Linked DNA regions of Homo sapiens: region 2 is linked to region 1. A link is a loop called in an ENCODE intact Hi-C map of the cell type or tissue named here. Cell type or tissue: natural killer cell. All regions are shown on one strand. Links, peaks and the distances in the headings refer to the core of each region. The heading gives the core; the rest is flanking DNA. Region 1 overlaps PRKCQ (protein kinase C theta). Region 2 holds the start of LOC107984202 (a long non-coding RNA gene).

Region 1 (2,914 bases), core at 110-2,609:
AGTTCGAGACCATCCTGGCCAACTTGGCGAAATCCCATCTCTACTAAAAATATAAAAATTAGCTGGGTGTGGTGGTGGATGCCTGTAGTCCCAGCTACTCAGGAGGCTGAGGCAGGAGAATCTCTTGAACCCAGGAGGTGGAAATTGCAGTGAGCCGAAACTGCCACTGCACTCCAGCCTGGGTGGCAGAGCGAGACTATCTCAAAAGAAAAAAAATTACAAAGGAGTCACTAGATGATCTAGAAAAAGGCATGTCCCTCCTTCCCTGGCCCAAACAATGCACAGCTCTTATCTGCCCCAGTCCTCAAGGGCTGGGACCAGGGCTCTTTTATTACCCAGAAGTTCCTTTGCCAGTTCTTTTCCTGGCACCTAGTTGGTGACTAATGAATATTTCTTCCTAGTGAGCGTAGTATAAGGTATCTGACTGTGGTCATTTATGTTCCTAATGAGGATACGTAACTTTTCTTTTTAAACCTTAACTTTTTATTGCCTATTGCTGAAATGTTAGCAGATAGGCCAATGAGTAGAAAGAACCCCAAGAATTGCCTGATTAATTCCCACTCATGCAGCCCAGGCCCAAGCTCTCACCTTCTGCCCTGCTTTTAACGGCAGCACATGTCACCGCTGACGGGACCTGCCTCTCTGCGCGTGACCATGCACTTGGGACTCTCTAAATGTCTCACCGGAGAATCAATAGCCCTAGTTCAGCTCTGAATGAAGTTTCTCGTCGCCCCCTTCTCTTACACCCTAAGGATAAAGACTGTCTCTGAGAATTTTCCCCAAATCTTCCTAACATAGAGATAAAAATAGTAAAATAAGAAATTAGACCCCTCAACTTCAACTTTAAAATCTTATTTCTCTTCCTGCATCACGGTGACCACCTCCTCACAAGTGCAAGAATAGATGACGATATTCCAGCATGCTGTGATTCTCCTAAAAACCTGCTGCTCCTAGGGACTCTGTGGAGTGAGTTTCCTGGACCGAAGTCACTTCTCAGATCTTCATGTTACACCCATGATGTTTGCTTGCTAAACCATCAGCTTAAGTTATTTATCCTGTATCTTTTATCTCAGTTTTCTGGTTGCATTTTATCTGTGTCATCTTTACTTTAGTCAAGCTAACGCTGTGGTTTTGCAAATTAAATCAGCTGTGGGTTTCAGTATGTAACTCCTCTTTGTGTTTACTAAGCCTTTTTTAAAAAAAACAAAATAGTACTGTATGTCTGTTTACATCTTTAGTAGTGTGTAAGGGAAGATTGTTTTCTTTAGAGTTCTTTTGAACAATTTCAAGGCTATTCAGAAGGATCCATTTTAAGAAACCAAAACATCTTTTTAAAATGCCTTGTTTAATATATATCTTTAGCCATAATGGAATCCCCTTAAAATTTTGAAGTTGATCTGTAATAAAGAGGTTGTGTGGGTCATGAGTCTGGACTTTATAGTTCAGACAAAGAGAATCTGCTTCATGTTTCAAAGCAAGGAAGAGATTTTTTTAAAAGACAGCTCACATGGCCCGTGTAGGGGTGGAAAAGGCAGCGTGAAAGAGCAAGGGGATAAGTAATTAAACATCTATTGGAATCATGAAATTATTAAGAGAAAATGTCTGAAGTTCCAGAGCTAAAAGACTGAAGAGCAGTGATGAAATGCAACAAAAATAACCAGAAAAATCCATGGGACTTGTTGCGTAGATGGTTGGAGGAGATGAAGATGAAGGAGAACTCAGCTGGTTCCAATATTTCTAGCTTGGAAGACTCAGTAAGTGGTAATTCCATTGATCAAGACAGGACAGAGAGGAGAGGTACAGACACTGGAAAAAGTAGAATTCATGTTTGTTTCAGTTGTGTTTGAGGGGCTGGTGGAACATCACCTGGAAAGGTCCAATATGGAGTTGAATACAGGGGACCGAAGAAAGTGAATGTATAGTTCAAGAAAGATATTCTTTTTGAGGCTACTACTAGGTAGAGGGTCATAGGAGCCATCAAAATAGATGAGATTGACCAGAAATGTTGGTTTAAAAAAAAGGGGGAGGAAAGTCAAAATGTATTCCAAAATAGTTAGGTAAAGAAGTGAAACCAACAGAATAAGCTGAAGAGTGAGCTGAGAGGGAAGGAGAGCAGGAGAGAAGAAGGGAGTCGACAGTGTCCTGTGCAGTGTCAAGGAGGAAGACCAAGAAATTGAATTAAAATACAATTGATAGTACAGAGTTACATTTGGTATAGAGAAAGGTCTCTGGAACAAAAGGAAGAAGGTCTCTGGTTGAGGAGGAAGACCATTTCCAGCCGCAGGGTCTGGAAATGACCAAGTCATCAGCGCTCTTGCAGGGAGCAAGATAGATCCACAGAGTGCTGGCTGGAGGAATCCATATGGCAGAGGGCAGAGAAGCGAATGGAAGGGGAGGAAGCAAAGATGGTTCAGGAAGCTGGTTGGTGAAGGAAGGGAGGTAAGGCCATAGCAGCGGGAGAAGCCACGGCAGAAGTTGTTAGAGGTTGCAAAACCGGAGGGTGTTTATAAGCGGGAGTGGGAGACAGGCAGAAATCACAAGAATGGCAAGGGGTTAAAGAAAAGAACAATTCCAAGAGTGTGTACAGGGTTAGGATCATGTATGCATGAGGCATTCAGGGAAGAACTAGATGGAGACTGGGATAAGTTGAACCAGAGCGAAGGAAGTTGAGCCATTTATGTCTTGCGGCTTCCAGTTTTTCCTTAAAATTAACAAGCTCATCTGCCGAGGTGGAGAAGGCAGAGTCATGGTTTTGGAGACATAAGGGGAACAAGTGTGGGACAGCCCGTTTAGGAAATTGGAAAATAAACAGGCCAGGAATAAGATCAAAAATAAAGCCAAGATTGTTGGCAAATTCAGCAATAAATCAAATGCTTACATAATTCATTGTTTTTTATTGTAGTGAAAATAAACA
Region 2 (2,914 bases), core at 138-2,637, 66 kb after region 1:
GTCCATTTGAATTTGACGGAGTCAGCCTGCTCAGGAGTATGATTTTCTCCAACAAAGGGGCAGGTTCAGAGAAGGCGAAGTGGCTGGGTTTTTCCAGAGTAGAATTTCTCCTAACATTTAGAAGCAGAAGGAGATAAACTTGTGCTAACCGGTGATTCTGCTAAGACTCAAAGAGGTTAAAGTAGTTTGTTCATGTTTGATCACCTGTACGTGGCAGAGCTGGTACTAAAATTAAGATCACAATCTCTCAGACCATGTTTTTGCTTGCTTAGATCAAATTTTCACCTCCCAGACTTCTTCCTTTACTTGATGCCTTCAGCTTTTCTAGAAAAAAACGCAAATCTCTGAATCACTGTTAACCTCAATGACTAACAAAGTTCCTGGTACAAAGTCTTGAGAAACTGTCAGCTACATAAATAAATGTCTGTGATATTATCTTCTCCCAGGATATTTTGATTTCTTGTTCACTCAAGGGGACATCATCTTTGGGATTCTTTTGTTCCTCTACCCCTGGAGCAGTATTGTCCGATAGAAATAAATAGAATGAGGGCTACATGTGTAATTTTACATTTCCAAGTAGCCCACATTAAATAAAGGAAAAAGCAATGGGTGAAATTAATTTTAATAATACATTTTATTTAATCCAATCTGTTCAAATATCATTTCAACAAAAAATCGACATTTGAAAAATTCAGATATCTTAAGTAATTTTATACAAAAGTCTTCAAACTCCAGGATGTATTATTTTACACGTCCAGCACATCTCAACTCTAACTCACCACCTTTCAAGTGTTCGCCAGCCCCATGTAGCTCATTGGTTTTCATACTGGAAAGCGTGTACATAGCGTCTTCATCAGCCATGGTGTCTTGAGCTGTTTGCCCCTGCATTCAAGATTCGAAGTGGTCCCCTTCCAGCCTGGACCTTGACCTATTAATTGTCCATATTTAAACTGTGGAATATAAGTGAGTCCCGAAAATTATTTTTTTCTTGGTTGAAAATGGCTGTAGTAAGTGCTGAGCAATTTTTAATCGATTCTACACAGGCTTTCTAAAGAACCAACGCTGACCAGTACCCCTGGCGGGAACGTTAGATCTATTGCTGTGCTGATGAATAAGGCATCTTTGCTATGCACCTTCCCAAAGGAACTGTTGAATTAGAAACTTCTGCAGAGATTATAAACCTTTAGAAAATAAAGCATTTTATCCTGCACAAGAATATTCACATTCTTACCAGGAATCCAACTATCCAAGTGTTTTGTTGTTCCTGCAATAAGTTTGATTTAAACTCTGGAAAACTGTTTTTTAAAAAAATTCCATGTCGATCACTAGCATCCCTCTCCCACTCCCCTCTCCCTACCCCGATAAGCCTTCACATTTATTTTGAGACAGAAAAGAGAATGGCTGGGCTCTGATTCTGACTGCCAAGCTTATAGATATCCCAGCTCTAGAGCTGCGTGTCCTGGGCAAGTTTCTTACCTTCTCTGTGCTTCATTTCCTCGTCTGTCAAAGGAGGATACTAATAGAAGCGACTTCAAAAGGGGTATTCTGAGGATTACGTGAGATATCACCTATGTAATAGATGATGCGTGTGACATATTTGTTAACCGCACCTGGCAGGAACTGCTCCCTCCTCTTGCCACCTCAGTTCATGAATAATAGGTGTGAAAATGCTTCTCACATTAGGCAGTAATACTGATAAACCCATAGAAATGTTTCCTTTAAAGAAGGCATTTTTTTTTTTTTTTTTTACATCTTCCAAAGGTTAAAAGCACTAGTTCTGGACTGAAAGAGAAAAGGAAATATTTATAGTAAAACAGGAAGGGAATCTTCATCTATTTAAATGGGAGCACTGTTTCCTTAGCACTTTTTAAAATAACCCTCATGCAGTCTTCCTGAGCTTTTAGCCTGTCTGTGTGAATGCCTCAGATTTCAGCTGTCTGCAAGGTTCTTGCTACATGCAGAAGGCAAGCATGCCCCGTCACGTACAGTTGCTGAGGCTGCCTGCCTTCTTCAGGCATGACTGTAGGGCTTGACAAGTGACAATGATGGTTTAAAATGCACACAATGCCAGTGTTTTCATTATGATCTCTGTTAGTTATGCTAAGGTATCTGCAAGAACATCCAAAGTCGGGGCCCCAGGAATACACAGATTTCACCTTCTGCCTTTCTTTCAGTTCCACAAGGAGAGATTCAAAATTGACATGCCACACAGATTTAAAGTCTACAATTACAAGAGCCCGACCTTCTGTGAACACTGTGGGACCCTGCTGTGGGGACTGGCACGGCAAGGACTCAAGTGTGATGGTGAGTCCAGTGGGGGATGAGCATGGCCCGACGTGGACCCCCTAGGGGATGGAGCAAGGCTTTCTGGGGAACTGGAGGGAGGATGTAGGGGGTACCACTTCCACACCCAGCCCAGACAAGTCATGATCATAAGTATGGTCTTCTGGGGCAATAAGCCACTATGTTCCTTTCCTTGCACCCTGCAACACCCCCACCCACACATCCCAGAAAAGAGCACAACAGTTCAGGTTCAAGGTCAAACTCCTAGCTCCATCACCTTCTGCCGTACCATAGCCCTGGGGGAAATGAAGACAGTGTTTCTCCTCTCACTGGTCTTTCTACTACTAGTTTCCTCAGTGGGCTCTGGGCTGCCCCTTCCTAATCCCAACAGGTCTAGCTGTGTGGTACCCTAACCCTTCTCCTTTGCACCAGCCAGTAAGATTCTTTCTGTCATCTCATCAAGGAGCAAGCCCAGCACATTCATTTGGCTGACACATGGTCCTGCACAGAAATTCTGTAACATTAGCTTGAGCATCCATCCCTAAACCATTGCTGTGAACTCCAAGTGCCCAGTAAGAGGCTGGCCCGGTTGTGACCGTCATTGCCTGTTTTCTGGTCTTTCCTCCAAGGC

The links. Hi-C counts contacts between places; a loop is a spot of excess contacts. Peaks named below come from ENCODE experiments on the same cell type or tissue, not always from the same donor. Only the 100,000 strongest peaks of a DNase experiment are listed, where the experiment ranks them.
Region 2: a loop joins it to region 1, with 3 times the contacts of the local background. A loop is called at or near these places in 8 of 110 quality-filtered maps.

Annotation. Positions count from the first base shown.
Region 1 is chr10:6,556,670-6,559,583 of GRCh38, reverse strand. All of the region lies in intron 1 of PRKCQ (protein kinase C theta), which reads left to right. Among named protein-coding and RNA genes, the nearest start is that of PRKCQ, 22 kb to the left of the region's middle. In natural killer cell, for the core only: no CTCF peak of the experiment used is centred there; DNase peaks (open chromatin) are centred at 633 and 1,093; H3K27ac peaks cover 2,300 bases.
Region 2 is chr10:6,491,073-6,493,986 of GRCh38, reverse strand. PRKCQ (protein kinase C theta) reads left to right here. Exons shown (of 18, transcript NM_006257.5): 8 at 2,175-2,304. LOC107984202 (a long non-coding RNA gene) reads right to left here and starts at 1,518. Exons shown (of 2, transcript XR_001747350.2): 1 at 1,477-1,518; 2 at 611-928. In natural killer cell, for the core only: no CTCF peak of the experiment used is centred there; DNase peaks (open chromatin) are centred at 326, 1,576 and 1,966; H3K4me3 peaks cover 1,379 bases; H3K27ac peaks cover 2,500 bases.